Linked DNA regions of Homo sapiens: region 1 is linked to region 2. The links are chromatin loops, found by intact Hi-C in ENCODE. Cell type or tissue: GM12878. All regions are shown on one strand. Region 1 has its middle 85 kb from the start of IL12A. Region 2 holds the start of IL12A (interleukin 12A).

Region 1 (8,000 bases), 85 kb before region 2:
GCTTACTCCATCTTCCCACAGATTTGACCCTGAGCAAGTTCCTAAAGCTGTCTGTGTCTTATCTCATCACCTGTAAATACCATCTCCTCAGATTATTCTAAAGACTGAATAATGTTTATAAAGGCACCTGACACCCAGGAAACACTGAATAAATAAATGTTGAATAAAAAGTAAATTATCAGAGCTCAGGTGGTGGGAAAATTCTGAATTTACCAGTTTCTGAGATTTAAGGCATCCTTGTAGTTTTGTTCCCTGTTTATTAATTATTAATTTACAAAACAGTGATGCTTAAGTAAAAAGTTAATAATTGCAAGTCCCACTCCCTCCTCCAAATAAGTGCTAAAACTTGGAATGCATTCTAACACATCTCTCTATGCTTACACAGATACACATGCATGGGGTTTTATATTTCCATTTGTCTATACAAAGGTAGGATCTCTGTAGCTTACTTTATCCATAGACATCCTTCCAGGTCAGGACGTACAGATCAAAGTCATTCTTTTCTTTTCTTTTTTTTTTGAGACAGAGTCTCTCTCTCTCGCCTAGGCTGGAGTGCAGTGGCACAATCTCAGCTCAGTGCAACCTCCGCCTCCCAGGTTCAAGCGATTCTCCTGCCTCAGCCTCCCTAGTAGCTGGAATTACAGGTGTGTGCCACCACACCCGGCTAATTTTTGTATTTTTAGTAGAGACAGGGTTTTGCCATGTTGGCCAGGCTGGTCTTGAACTCCTGACCTTAGGTAATCTGCCCACCTCGGCTTCCCAAAGTGCTGAGATTACAGGCGTGAGCCACCGCGACCCGCCCAGTCATTCTTTTTAATAGCTTTGTAGTAATCCCCAGTGTTGGTGGAACATACCTTATTCAGCCATTCCCTTTAATGATGGACATTAAGAATCTTTTCAGATTTCTGCCACCAGAAACAGTGATCCAGTAATTATGCTTGTACTTAACATCTATTTATACCTTTTATTCTGTGATTACCTCACTTTTTCTTTAACCATTCCTTGGTACTGCTTAAATACTTCAGAGTACAGAGAGCTAATTAAGGTAGGTAGGAAGACCAGGAGGGGCCATTGCAGAGAAGTTTGATTCCTTGCAATGAAATCGGAGGACCACACCAACACATTTTCATCTTCAACTAGAGCCTCTCTCTCTCTCTCTCTCTCTCACACACACACACACACACACACACACACACACACTCTTTGAGCCTCCAAAAACTCCCCTCTGCCTCCGGAGTACAGATTTTTCTCTATTTCCTCTTTGAGGGTAGAGGCAAACTTCAGCCACCCTTGTAACTGTAGCCCCAAGCACAGAACCAAGCGGACAGTCCTCCCTTGAAGATTGGCCCAATGAGAAGCTCTAATCATTAGGACTCTGCCTTTTGACGCCTCTGTTAACTGGTGTCACTCTACTCTTCTGATGTATAATGCCTCTCCTCTTAGCTGAGGGATGAGCCCCTGGGACTGACTTTCCTTCAGATTTAATCTCACTGTTCTCAGGTTTAATCCCCCACGACTGGTCGATTTTTTTTTAAATCCCTCAGTTACCCACAAATCTAAGATCTGAAAAATTTCCTTCCACAGAATTTGTCATCTCTAATAAACAGCCCTTTTAGCCACCAATCTGCTAAAACTCATGCCTCTCCACCATGTTTATAGTTTTGAAATTGTTATTGGGAAATGGCTAGAGAGAGACATTCCCAGCCCCCTGCCCCTTGGCCTAGATGTGATCCCATGACACATTTTTACCAATGGAATGTCAGTGGATGTGAAGTGCCTTAATTCTAGCCAAGGCTTGAAAGAAAGGGTTTGCCCTCTCCATTCTCTTTCTCCTTGTACCAGCTACAATCACAAGAACCTAGAGGGATGCAGAGCCACCAGATGGAAAAAGTCTGGGTCCCTGACTCACTGCATGGAGAGAGTTACCTGCCATCCAGTAGGATTCACCTCAAACTGGAAAAAAAAAGATGATTAAAATAAACTATGATTACATTTGTGCCTTTATACTGCATTGAATCTGTTACAACAGCTAACATTACACTAACTAATGCAAGTCCTTAACAAGGACAGCCATAATCTTTTAAGAAAGAGCTGAAACACAGACCCAGTTAGACAAACCCTGTGTTCTTAACCACCATGCCACACTGCTTCTTTTCTATAGAAAATCATCTCTAGGTCAGAGATTGACCCTTTTATCAGTTAATGGACCTCTTCAGTTTAGTTTAAATCTTTTCCTCTGCTCTGTCTTTTCCTTTAGCCATTAGGACAGAAATCAGAAGTTGATCAAAATGAGATTTGTCATGAACAAACAATTCATGCCAGAAACAAGAATATGGAATTTATGATGATGCCAGAAACACAAATATTGTTAAGTGACAACAAGAACCTATTTGGTGTCTAGCTGGAAAAGTCTTAGTTTCTATGATCTTTAAGACCACACTTTGATTACTGCCACACCAGCTGAATTCTGATGCTTACAAAATACAATATACAATTACCATTTGCACTGGTCTTCATTTATTTTTTCTAAATAGGATGTGACACATTCATTATGAGATAGGTTGATGGGTAATGAGTTTTTCAGGATATTTTAATTGAGGCTTATAGTCAGTTGTCAGTATAAATTAACATTATATTAAATAATTCATGAATTAATGTTCTGGCTGTGCAAAATGAAAATGTCCTTTTAATTTCTGAGTGAGTATCCTAAAGCCATTTCATTTGGTAGCTTTGGAAAGAAATGATTCACCAAGACTAATTGGTCATAAGAAATTCTTTTTTGTAGCAAACTTCTTTTTGTACATTTCTCTGTTCTAGAACAATGTTCTGCCTATGGTTGTAACACAGTCCTTGTTTTAAAAACGACTGAATCCACTTCCCTGCACCACAGTACAAGAGTACAAGGTAGTAAAGTGATACTTATGGGGAAAGTGATTTTATTTTCACCCTCCAGACTAGGCATTCAAACTTTCTTGTTTATTATTTACTACCAAATTCTCTTTTCTTTTATATTCAATCAATACCTTATTTGCTTTTTTGGCTTTTCAGAAAATAGTGGTGTGTATTCTGACTGTGGTAAAGCATAGGCAAAGCTGGAAGTGAGTGCTTTAATTTTCTGCCTCATAAAGTTACTTCCTTCCAGATGTGTGTTAGTTCGCAGTAGAAATTACAGTCTGTAATGACGTGTCATCTCACCTTGTGCAGGAGTTTTTTAGGTCACATAACATCCCCATGTATTAGGGCATGTGAAAGTCAGCCAGGAATCCATACTTCACCTTGAGAGCAATTTCGAGGTGAGGGTTCAAGGTGAAAATGATGTTGACCTTTACAGGCACTGGGGAGAAAGGGCTTCACTATTTATCAGAAAGCATCCACTTCCTCCTTCCATCAAAGTGAAGGACTCTTGTCCCTGCTGCTCAAGAAGGCTGACTTGAGAATGTGTCATTGTCTCTGATGCAAATCAGATTGAGAATAGAACACCAGTCGGGTGCTCTAAGTAATTTTTTAAGGGAAGTAATGAATGCTTCAGGAAGAATAATTAGGTGTGGGGATGTTTGTATGGGAGTAATAAATCTATCTCCCTGCAGTTCTGGCTAAACTAAGAGTGGGAGTAAGACAGACATGGGGCTTTTTGGAGTTTGCAAACCAGTCTCACCACACTGCAAGTGAGAGCGCTGGGCCTTCAGGGCGACAGCATAAGAGCAGGAGAGGAAACCTGGCTGAACATGAGGACTGAGGAATGGGAGAGCTGCTCAGTGAGAGGCCAGGGGGACCTGGGACAGCATCTGCAGAACTTGGCAGCGCCACTGCAGCCCTTGCCACGGCCAACACCTCTAAATGCATTTTGGTGCCTTGAACCCATTAGCCAAAAAAGTGCCTGGTGGGTTTTGCTTCCATGAGAGTAAAAACTAGAGCCACTGACAGGCCCGTCTGTCACCAATCTTCAGTTTCCTGTGAGGACATTCTTCAGGCACTACAGTGGGACCCAGTGAAGCTCAGAGCCAGGCCCACCCCATGTGTGCTAAGGCTTACAGGGCATTTGTCAGCGGCAGCTTTGAAGGGGCTAAATACCTGAGGTTTAATGAATTAGGGGGCAATATGTGAATATATAAAAACTTTTTTTTTTTTTTAGATACAGTGTCTTGCTCTGTCGCCTAGGCTGGAATGCAGTGGCATGATCACAGCTCACTGCAGCTTTGAACTCCTGGGCTTAAGTGATTCTCTTGCCTCAGCCTCCCAGGTAGCCAGGACTATAGGCACATGCCACTATGCTTGGCTAAGTTTTTTTCTTAATTTTTTGTAGAGATGAGGTCTCACTTTGTAGCTGAGGCTGGTATCCAGGCTTAAAGCAATCCTCCTGCCTCAACCTCCCAAAGTGCTGGGATTATAGGCATGAGCTGCTGAGCCTGAACTACAAACTTCTTTTTAGGTTCCCTTACTTCCCAAGCTGATCTGGGGGGCTACCTTCCCACAAACACGTAAGCAAGAATAATGCAAAAAGTGTAAATAAATGAATGTGGTTTGGAGAGAAGGGGCACAGTCAACAATAAACAATAAAACACGAAAGTTTTGAATTATACTTTTTTGGCCACCTTTGAAATGTGTTGTTCATTTGCTCCTTACAAGAAAGAGTCCTAGCTAATTCATCTTGGTTTTGAATCTAAATTGTATTTCCGGTCTCCTCTGTCTCATTCTTATTTCCTTCTTATTTATTTATTTTTATTTTTAATTATTACAAGTACATAATAGTTGTATATCTTTATGAGATATATGTAATGATTTTATATGGCATTTAATATGTAATGATCAAACCAGGGTAATTGGGATATCCATCACTTCAAGCATTTATCATTTCTTTGTGTTAGAAGCATTCCAGCTCCACTCTTAATTATTTTAAAATAAACAATAGATTATTGTTAACTGTAGTCACCCTATTGTGCTACTGCATACTAGATCTTATTCATTCTAACTATATTTTTGTCTCCATTAGCCATCCTCACTTTGTCCCCCACTCCCCACTACCTTTCCCAGCCTCTTGTAACCTCATTCTACTCTATCTCCATGAATTCAACTTTTTAAATTTTTAGCTGCCACATATGAGTAAGAACATGCAAAATCTCTCATTTCTTTCAGTTCGGTCCCCTAATTTACATAGACAGACAGTGTGCCAATATTGTATTAATAATGCCCTCTCCAATCCACTGAAAAGTCAAAATGCCTACTTCCTTTTTTTAAAAGTACACACATGTGTGTCACTTCCTAAATTCTGCTCATTGTCAAGAATTCTTGGCTATAAAATCATCAAAGAGTTGTTGTCGAGATAGTTAACTGCTCCTGTAAAACATCCCAATTGCCTTGACTTCACATGATGCTTTTAGAGCATCAGTACTTGCTAGCTGGGGACAAATGCACTCACTCGTCCTTCTGAGAATTCTGAATTTTAAAGAAAGTAGGAAGTTCACATACAAATCACTCTCATTTCAGGTGCTTGCATGGATTTTCCTCTACTACCAATTAATTGGGCAAGCAGCATTTCTTTCACATCACACTAGAAAATGAAAGCCAAATCTTAAGTAGCCAAAGCTACTTAAAATTTCTGAAACAAGTGGTCATGGTCATTCTTTACTCAAAGTTACCCCAGGCTCCTTGGCTCAAGACAAAAGCATTTTCATGGGAATTCCTTTGGCGTCAGTTTCCAGGCCAGTCATGCAAGCCATCCATACATATGGACCTTACACGCCACTGCAAATGGAGCTGCTAGGTTTTCAGGAAGTCAGTGGCTTTACCTTCCAGGTTCTGAAGCCAAGAGCAGGAGGAGAGTGAATGTGAGCACTCCTTCCTCAAAGATGACTGAAAGAGAATGGAAGAAATATTTGAGAAAACTACTGTCAGAAGCAGCTGGGAAGAGGAAAAGAAATCACTGTGTACTAATATGGAAGCTGAAAAGTGTAGAGAGGGAAAGGGCTAGACAGACCCTGGTCATGCACATCTTTCCATGGGTCACAAATATAAATGCATATAGGGACCAGACTGATAATACAAACAAATAACTGAAGCAAGCTGGATGCAAGACTATAAGGAGTGATGAGGAGCAAATGCCCTGACTAAAAGGGATTCACTGCTAAGTAAATACTGACAACTTATCTGGCCTGGGCTGACCTGGCTTTTCTAAGATTTCAAAATATCTGGATTTATTATACAAAATACACTACTTCTATTAACCAATGTTTTATCTATATGACATTGGTCACCACTGAAAATCCTTTTAAGAAAGAGCCCCACAAAACTCATTATTATATTTACTGACAGACTGATATTTACCACATTACACAACGGCAACTTTATGAGCACCGAGGGAGATATTCCTTTCAGATGTCAATACCAATAATAGTCAAGTGTCTCTGATTATCATTGTAAATTATTTGACTGATCATGTCATTATCCTGCTTGCGCTGGCTTCCAGGAAGCAAGGAAGTAAATTTGCAGCTCACCTATGAAAAGTTGGATGAGAGCTTTGGATAATGTGACTCTTACTTTGCTGTACCAACTCTCTAAGTTGCCTCAAATTCTTTTGGGGAACCAGGAAAGGTATCATAAGTAAATAAATCCATCTATCTATTTGTAAATTTTTTCTTATTTATTTTTATTTATAAATGTATCTATACATTTATTTAGCCCTCTCTGTCTACCAACACCTGGAATCTTCTCCCAGGGAAGCATCCAGGGAACTGCCAAAGGCAATAATCTATTTGTTTTGGAAGATCAAGTGAATAAAAACCAAGTCCTGATTTCAATTATACGTCCCCAAACATCTTTTGTTTGTCTATATTTTCACTATCATATTGCAGTTAAGTTCTGCTCTCATGGTCAGTGTTAACTACAGTTTTTATGTTGCCAATGCGTGTTCTCATTCTTCTTGTTTTCTCGGGGATCTCTTCCTTAGCTCCCATGTGGTTACACTGGGACTGTCATCAGACTTGGCGACCTGTCCCCTTTATCACAGGTATGAACCAGGCAGTTAATCAGAACATGAATTCCACCACACTCCACTAATAATTGGTTCATTAATGGGCATGTAACCCCAGCAAGGCCAATCAGAAGCTTCTCTGGAATTGGTTTGTGGATACTGGGATTGCTAAAATGAGAAAATAAGAGCTTGGCAGTCATCTCTTTCCACTATAGGAGAGAGAGTTCGCAACAGAAGCCAAGGACCGCAGCAGAGCTGAGAGATGCTGCAGGAGAAGGAAAGAGCCCTGATGATACCCTGTGAGTTCTTGAATTTCCTCTGAAGCCAGTTTCTCCCTTGAATATTTTTGTTATAATAATCATCAATAATACTCCATTTTGCTTGAATTAGTTTACATAGACTTTCTGTCAGGACTGAAAGCATCCTGACTGTACTGTTGTCTCTAATCTTATAGTCCTATCCCATCATCTCAATCCATCCTCCACATAGCTGCCAAAGTGATCTTGTAATGTTTCTAGCAGACGTCTGATCTTGACGTGGCCCTGCCCAATTTCCTAAAAGCCTGTCTCCCACAGAATAAAATACAAATGCTTCGTATGATATTCAAGGCTTGTTGTGTTCTGTCTTCCCTCCCTGTACAACCTATCTTTAGGCACTCTCCTTTTCATTCTTTGAGCAGGAGAAATTTGAGCTCCTTGTTGATCCTAAGCTCTCCTTGGCCTCCAGGACTTTTCCTATGACATTCTTTGTTCCTAAGATGACCTCGTCTACTTTGAGCTCAAATGCCATCTCCTCTGGAAAGCCTTCCTTTGCTTTCTTAGACTTTTATTCCTCTCTGCTTCCACTGTGCCCTCCTTTCAGAAAGTGTGTAGTATTGTCATTGTTTTTGCCTTTCTACAACCAGACTATAAACCCCCTGAGGGCAGGGAAGGTCATTTATCTGTGTTTCTTCATGCCCAGCCCAGAAAATGGTACTTAATAGGACCTAAATAAACACTCACAAACATGTTGAAGTGGTGAATAAATAAGTGTT
Region 2 (8,000 bases):
GTGATCCTCCCACCTCAGCCTACTTGGTAGGTGGGAGTACAGGCATGTGCCACCATGCCTGACTAATTTTTGTATTTTTTGTGGAGATGGGGAATCCCTATGTTGCCCAGGCTGGTCTCAAACTCCTGGGTTCAAGCAATCCACTTTCCTTGGCTTCCCAAAGTGCTTGGATTACAGGCATGAGCCACTGTGCCCAGCCCCAAAGGGTTTTAATTGTCTACTTATACATTATAGAGAGAGATCTTACTCTGTTTTCCTGTTTTTACTCAGTATTATATTTTTAATACATATCCATGTTACTGCATGTACATCTAGTCTATTACTTCTAACTGCCGTAGAATACTCCATGAAGTGGATCCCTACATTCCACTCACCCACTCCCCCAGTAATGAGCAGCTACATTGCCTCCAGTTCCCCATCACTACAAACAATGACTTAATGAACATCCTCATACATGTTCCTTTGTGGACCTGTATGAGAATCTCCATAGGATATACACCCAGGGTTAACAGCTGGGTCATGGGTGTGAATATACTTAATCTGGTCAAGGAATGCCAGAATACCCTTCAAAACAGCCATGTCAGCCTACTGGCATGGTGTGATATAATAGATCCTGTAGTCCCCCATTTTCCCAACACTTACCAGTATCCAGTGTTCTCAACTTGTCAGTCTAAGAGGTGTAAAGAGATATCTCATTCTTTTTTTCATTTGCATTTTCTGATATAACTGAGCCTCCAGGTATGCTCATTAGTCTTTGGGGTTTCTTCTCGTTAAATTGCTTATTCATGAGCTTTACGCATTTTTTACTAGTGTTTCTGTCTTTTTCTTGCTGACTTACAAGAGTTCCTTGTTTTTAGACATTGAAAATATTGGTTTTAGACACTGAAAAATATCTTCTCTCAATCTGTCAGCTGTCTGTTCATTTGGTTCATGCATAGAGGAAATGTGTAAAACAGAAATCTTCATTTTTATGTAATCCAATTGATAGGTATTTTGCCTTATGGTTTGGAGCTTTAGAAGTTTTAAAAAAGTCCTTCCCACTTATAAGTGACAAAGACAGTCCTCTATATTTTCTTCTACTACTGTAACAATTTTACTTTTCACATTTGGTCTTTAATTCACTTCCAAATGGATTCACCTCTGTTGTTTTAGATTGGAGTCCAGTTTTATTTTTCATCATACGCTGAACATTTTCTCTTTTTAAAAAAATTTTTTGTAGGGAGTTTTTGCTCAGACTGGCCTTGAACTACTGACCTCAAGCAATTCTCCTGCCTTGACCTCCCAAAGTGCTGGGATTACAGGTGTGAGCCATTATGCCCAGCCCATTGAGTATTTTCTACTAAATATTGCATGTTTTCCTCATTGATCAGGGAATCATCTGTATTATCTTATACTTAATACCCAAATATACAAATCTATCTATAATTTCTCTACTCTGTTTCAATGGTCCATATGCCTGATCTGTTGCAAAGATCACTACTTTAATTTCTATGGCTTTAAATTATGTCCATATGTGATAGGGTTAGTCCCCCTTTTCATTATTCCCTTAGCATTTTTACTTAAGGCCAGGAACAGCAGCTCACGCCTGTAATCCCAGCACTTTGGGAGGCCAAGGTGGGTGGATCACTTGAGCCCAGGAGTTTGAGACCAGCCTAGGCAACAAAACTAGACTCCGTCTCTACAAAATACAAAAATAAAAATTAGCTGGACATGATGGTGTTGCCTGTGGTCCAAGCTACTCAGGAGGCTGAAGTGGGAGGATCACTTTAGCCCAGGAGGTCAAGGCTGCAGTGAGCTGTGACTGTGCCACCACTACACTCCAGCCTGGGTGATACAGTAAAACCATGTCTCAAAAAAAATTTTTTTAACTTAGTCATAGATTTTATTACATCTGTATTTTAGAGTAGGCTTATTATTAAGTTTCTGAGAAAATTTATTTGTAGCTTGTATTGGAATTACATTGAGCATGTGAATTAACGAAAAGAGGCTTAAGCTTTCTATATAGAGAAACCTTCCACCCAAGGGTATAGAATTATTTAATTAAATCACACTATATTCTTGACTGAACTTTAAAATTTTTCTCCAAACACTATTCTGTAGTTATCCAAGCTCATGTAATAATCATAATAACTCTATACTGTAGGTACTTTTATTATCATCATTTAACAGATGAGGAAACTGAGCCCAGAGAGATAAATAACTCACCTAAGAACACACAGCAAGTAAGTAGCAGAACCTGGATTAACATAGTTTAGTCCATACTCTTAGCCATTATACTGCCTCTGTATCTACAGTCAGTTACTTTATAGTTTGGCTGCTTCTATGCATGTCATCTTGTTTTTATTACATTTTCTGATGGATTGTTGCAGATACAAAGAAAATCGGCTGATTTTTTTTAAGTTGATATGTGTATTGCATGATGTTGTTAAATTCTCTTCTTAGTTCTAATAGTCTATTAATTTTTTTTCTTTTTGTATATCAACTGTAAAAAGTGACAGTTTTACCTTTTCTTTTCCAATGTTTAAAGCTCTCATTTCTTTTTCTTTCCTTATAGCATTGGCCGAGACCTCCACGACAATGCTACACACTGTGAAGTAGTGATTGTGAGCTAAGACTGTCACTTATAGAAAAATCATGTATTCCTAGAAGAAGGTTTTCATTTCATCTTAGCTAGAGGACATGGAGCACTTCAGGAAACTATTTCACAAAAATGTAAATTAGAAACTGTGTCTGGTAGCCAATAATCCATTTTTAACAGTGGCCCTGTGCTCATCTAAGCAACAGAAATTACTTTTGTATAGGAGATGGCCCTTCCAGGGGAGAAACAGCTCAGTTGTGATACACTTGTCTTCATCCTGACTTTAAGTACATTTAACTCCACACTAAACCCTTGTGGCCACAACACAGCTCTGCACCTGTCATTTGCTCTAGACAAACTGCTAAACGCAATTGTTTCTGACAATGGATTACTCTGTATCCCGTGGGGGAATTCTCAGACAGCAGCATTAGAAGGGGCCTTAGAGATCAACCATTTCTCTTATTTTACACACACCTAAAACTCCCTACAGCCGTGCTTCATCAGCTTCGAGCAGATGAGCCACCCAGAAGGCAGCTCCAGTTATTAGGTCCTAGGGCCTGGGTGTAGTCAGGCCCTTTGGAAGCTCCAAGTCAGAGATCAAACACATCCTCCCCACTACCCACGCCTAGGGTGACTAATGCCTGTGGGAAAAACAACTGAACTAAAAAGTCCCACAGGAACCTCAAACCCAGCACATCCAAAATGGAACTTCTCACCATCTCCTCCAAACTCAGTCCTCTTATACAGTAATCCCTGTAAAGCTAGAACAATCTCCATTCCCCATTCTCAGGGCCTTCCTCTCCCGCTCACCTGAGGAGCTACCAAGCCTTGGCCCACAAGCCCTCTGAGAGTCCCTCCTGCCCACCCTGTGTTCTCCATACTGAATAAGGACTTGGCCACACCTTGTCAACTCTTCCCTCTGCTCTACTCCTGACCCCTGGATCCATCCTTCATGCTGTGGCTGAAGGGATCCCCCCATCATGCAAATTCTGCCACATCTCCCGCCTAAAACCCAGGAAGACTCCCCACTACTCTCAGCACAGAAAGTACACTCCTTAGTATGGCATCCCCTGCCCTCATGGCATGGCCCCATCCAGCCCTCCAGCCTCACACCCTGCAAGGACACCTAGACCCCCACCTCCCTCAACCCTTCATGACTGCGCTTCTGATCCCTGTTTCCCCTGGCTAGACCCTGCGTGCCCTCCCGCTGGAAGCGGTCTAATGCCTGCTTGTTTTTAACACTCAGGTTGGGGCCCCTGCCTGCTCCCGGGAGCCTTTGCTGACTCCTGGACCCCGTTGCTCCGGCTGAGCGTGGGCTCTTTCTCTAGGTCTTTCCTCCCAGGACTCTGTGTATTCATCCTATCGTTAAACTGGATTCTCTACAAGAGTAATAATTGCAGAGTCAGCCAGCTCTCATCCCTTTTCAGGTTTCAGAAAAGACCTGTGAACAAAACGCCTTGAGTCTGATTTAGTGTGGCAATGCCCCAAGGGTCCTGTTCTCCCTGGGTGTCCTGCACCTGGTGCAACGTCGGCCTGGCATCTAGTGAGCCATCTAAAGGAACGATGATGAGTGAATGATTTGCCTACCCCTTCCAGTACTAGGCTGGAGGTCGTGGTTAGGGCCCATCCCTACGCAGGACATGCAAAGTGGGAGGCACTCCTCTCTCTACGTCGGCAGGGGGCGCTGCACAGCTGCGGGGCGGGGTAGCTTAGACACGGGGCGTCCGGCTAAGGCCGGGGACCCAGGGTGGTGGGCGGGGTGTCCCGCCCGCCTGTGGACCCCGCGCAGTAACTGCGAACATTTCGCTTTCATTTTGGGCCGAGCTGGAGGCGGCGGGGCCGTCCCGGAACGGCTGCGGCCGGGCACCCCGGGAGTTAATCCGAAAGCGCCGCAAGCCCCGCGGGCCGGCCGCACCGCACGTGTCACCGAGAAGCTGATGTAGAGAGAGACACAGAAGGAGACAGAAAGCAAGAGACCAGAGTCCCGGGAAAGTCCTGCCGCGCCTCGGGACAATTATAAAAATGTGGCCCCCTGGGTCAGCCTCCCAGCCACCGCCCTCACCTGCCGCGGCCACAGGTCTGCATCCAGCGGCTCGCCCTGTGTCCCTGCAGTGCCGGCTCAGCATGTGTCCAGCGCGCAGTGAGTACTCAGCCCGCCAGGTCTTTGGCTCGCTCGGGTGCGGAGGGGCGGCTGCTTGGGAAGAGTGGGTAGAAACTCAAGTCTGCCTAAGGAGAGACTGGAACAGCAGCAGCCGTCTCCTGCAAAGAGGAATAAGAATAGGGGTCTCACCGTGTGCTAAATAGGGCATGTCTCTTTTCATCTCGAAACAGCCTGATGAGCTATCATTATGCCCACTTCGTAGAGGAGAAACTGAGGCCCAGCGTGGGAGATTTCCTGCTTTCCTGCCTAGGGTCCCTCAGCTACAAACAGAAGGCAGATCCTAGCCAGTTCTAAAGTCAGGCTTGGCCGGGTGCAATGGCTCACGCCTGTAATCCCAGCACTTTGGGAGGCCAAGGCGGACAGATCTCCTGAGGTCAGGAGTTCAAGACCAGCCTGACCAACATGGTGAAACCCCGTCTCTACTAACAAATACACAAATTAGCCGAGTGTGGTGGTGGGTGCCTGTAATCCCATCTACTCGGGAGTCTAAGGCAGGGAAAATTGCTTGAACTCGGAGGTGGAGGTTGCAGTGAGCCAAAATCGTGCCACTGCACTCCAGTCTGGGCCACAGAGTGAGACTCCGTCTTAAAAAAACAAAAAAAGTCAGGCTTTCTCACTCCACTGTTTTTAAAACACTGGGTCCCAAGTCTGACTCAGCCACTTCACCACCTGGTCTGGGTTTCCCTGATCAAAAACATGTAGGCTTTCTCTGGGTGAGTGTTGGGTTCAACACCCTTGTCCAAGCTCATCTCTAGACCCTCACAGGGAGCTGGCTTCTAGCCCTAGAATAGAGTGGCGCTTTGTAATAACTCGAGTCATCTCTCAGGTGTTGAAGGAAAAGTGTTGGAAATGGGTTGAGGGAGGTGGGTGCCAAGCATGAATGGATGGGTGAAGGTGGCCAGAATGGAGGGAAGGTGGTGCAGGCAGGCCATCCAGGCTGAAGCTCCTCCACCTGCTCCTCTTCCTTCCAGGCCTCCTCCTTGTGGCTACCCTGGTCCTCCTGGACCACCTCAGTTTGGCCAGAAACCTCCCCGTGGCCACTCCAGACCCAGGAATGTTCCCATGCCTTCACCACTCCCAAAACCTGCTGAGGGCCGTCAGCAACATGCTCCAGAAGGTGAGCCTTTCCTGTCCTCTCCACTGTGGACCTGCACCCTCCCTGAGGAAGGGGCCTCTGATCCTCCCCTCTGGTACCTGATGGAACTGCAGAGAAATTGTGGAAGTTCATTAGCAGCTGTCAACAGCAGGAGAGGGAACTTTACAAATGGCCCAAGTGTTAAAGAGTCCTAGTGAAATTGTGTCTCCAGAGAAAGCAAGAGTAGTAATAAATTATAATGATGTTGGTTTTGGCTATGTCTACACTGAGTAAAGTGGATATTTGCAGTGTTCCTGTAGCCTGCCAACAGAGATAGAATTGTGTCAGGTCCACATGGTTTCTCTGGCACCACACCACTGATCAATCCCGGAAATAGTTACTTGGGTGCATACTCTGTGTTGGGGGGCAGGGGTACAAAGATGAAATAGCCTTGTCCCTCCTGCTGCCCACCAGCTTCTACTTGGTGACACAGTTCCTTCTTGGAGCAACACATCTCAGGGAGGACTATGACAGTGCACATGCAGCCTTCATTTTCTAGGGAAGAGTTACCTAATTTTATTTACAGCTTCGTTCTTTTAGGTTTCATATTTTAATGTAAAAAACATTGCCGTTAAAAACTGCTCCAGTAGCTACTGCTGCAAAGGCTAAAGGCTAATGTTTTAAAAGATGTCCTCTGCCTTTCTGCTCTCTAGGAATTTTTTCTTGAGTATTTTCTAGCTTGTTGCCTTAGGAATATCTTAAAATAAGCTCAATGCCACCAAGCCTTCTTAAAGGGCTCCTTTCCCCTTTCAATCTTTCATAATGTGCTGTGCATTGCTCCTCACAATTCAATTAATCTTAATTGGACAGGGGGCTCAAGTGAAAACTGCTTTGTTTCCCGAAGAAAGGTTCAAAATGGGTAACTTTTAGGTGCTCCAATTCATATAGATTTTTTTGTGCAAAAGCTGACACCCCTACTCCCAGATATAGTCCTAAGGGTCAAAAGATTATAGAAATCAATTTAATGTTTTGTACATCATTTGTCAAATTTGCTGTAGTAGAAAACAAATGAGGTAGATGCAAGTGATTCACCGGCCATATCCAGGGCACAGGTTTGTAGAATTTGGGCTATATGTTTATTTTTTAGTTTGATGCCATTCAAAAACCAAACATTTCAATTAAGATTTCAAAATTCTAGCTTCTCTTGAAAAGATCTGAAGAACAACACTGGACTCACACCTCCAAATCTAACTCTTTATAACCTGCTCAGAATAGTGGGGTTGCCCAGGTCTGTTTAAACACCTCCGGGAATAGTGTATTCATTTCCTACTGCTGCTGTCACAAATGTAGTGGGTTTAAATGACACAAATTTATTATCTTACAGCTCTGGGCATCAGAAGTCCAAAATGGGTCCTACTGGGCTAAAGTCAATGTGTCAGCAGAGCTGTAGCCCTTTCTGGAGGCTCTTGGGGAGAATCTGTTGCCTTGCTTTGTCAGGTCTAGAGGCTGCCCACATTCCTTGACTTGTGGCCCCTTCCATTGTCCATACCAGCAATGTCTGGTTGAGTCTTTCTCATGCTGCTCCCTCTGGACTGACCTTCTACCCGCTTCTACTTTTGAGGACACTGCTTACACTGGATTCACCCAGATAATCCAGGATCATCTCTCTACTCTTAGATCAGCTGATTAGCAAATTGAATGTCATCTGCACCTTCATTCCTCTTTGGCAGGTCACATAGCTCATTACCGGGTTCCAGGGATTGGGAGGTGGATGTCTTTGGAGGTGGAGAATTGGTCTAGCTACCACAGAAAGGGATTTTACTACTTGTGCCCAAACGTATTCTGAATTTTCAGGCCTTGCTTCTTGGCTCATGCTGTTACCTCTGTCTGAAATTTCCCTCCTCCATTGTCGACACTTTACTCCTCTTAATGTGGGTGTCCCAACTCTAGGAAGCTTTGCTTCCCTTCCTGCCCCTCCTCAGAAGCTTCATGCCCTTCTCACCATGTCTCACCTACTGATGCCTCCTGGTCATTTGGGCAATTGTCTGTCTCAGCAGCTAAACTTGCAATCCAGGAGGGTATACATGGTCCTCTTCTCTGTCATGTTCTTAGTACCTAATGGAGTGCCTGCCACCCATTAGGCTGTTGAATGGAAAAATGATCGTAATCTTCAATCATACAGTCCT

The links. Hi-C counts contacts between places; a loop is a spot of excess contacts. Peaks named below come from ENCODE experiments on the same cell type or tissue, not always from the same donor. Only the 100,000 strongest peaks of a DNase experiment are listed, where the experiment ranks them.
Region 1: a loop joins it to region 2, with 2.3 times the contacts of the local background. A loop is called at or near these places in 11 of 110 quality-filtered maps.

Annotation. Positions count from the first base shown.
Region 1 is chr3:159,899,437-159,907,436 of GRCh38, forward strand. No RefSeq gene overlaps it. Among named protein-coding and RNA genes, the nearest start is that of IL12A, 85 kb to the right of the region's middle. In GM12878, no CTCF peak of the experiment used is centred here; a DNase peak (open chromatin) is centred at 3,284; H3K27ac peaks cover 1,095 bases.
Region 2 is chr3:159,984,457-159,992,456 of GRCh38, forward strand. IL12A (interleukin 12A) reads left to right here and starts at 4,379. Exons shown (of 7, transcript NM_001397992.1): 1 at 4,379-4,718; 2 at 5,711-5,856. The coding sequence starts at 4,703. IL12A-AS1 (IL12A antisense RNA 1) reads right to left here. Exons shown (of 10, transcript NR_108088.1): 9 at 4,641-4,837. RefSeq lists enhancers at 2,038-3,237, 4,089-4,589, 4,590-5,090, 4,590-4,639 and silencers at 4,150-4,349, 4,420-4,469. In GM12878, CTCF peaks have their summits at 2,916 and 4,249 (motif pointing right); a DNase peak (open chromatin) is centred at 4,265; H3K4me3 peaks cover 2,902 bases; H3K27ac peaks cover 2,006 bases.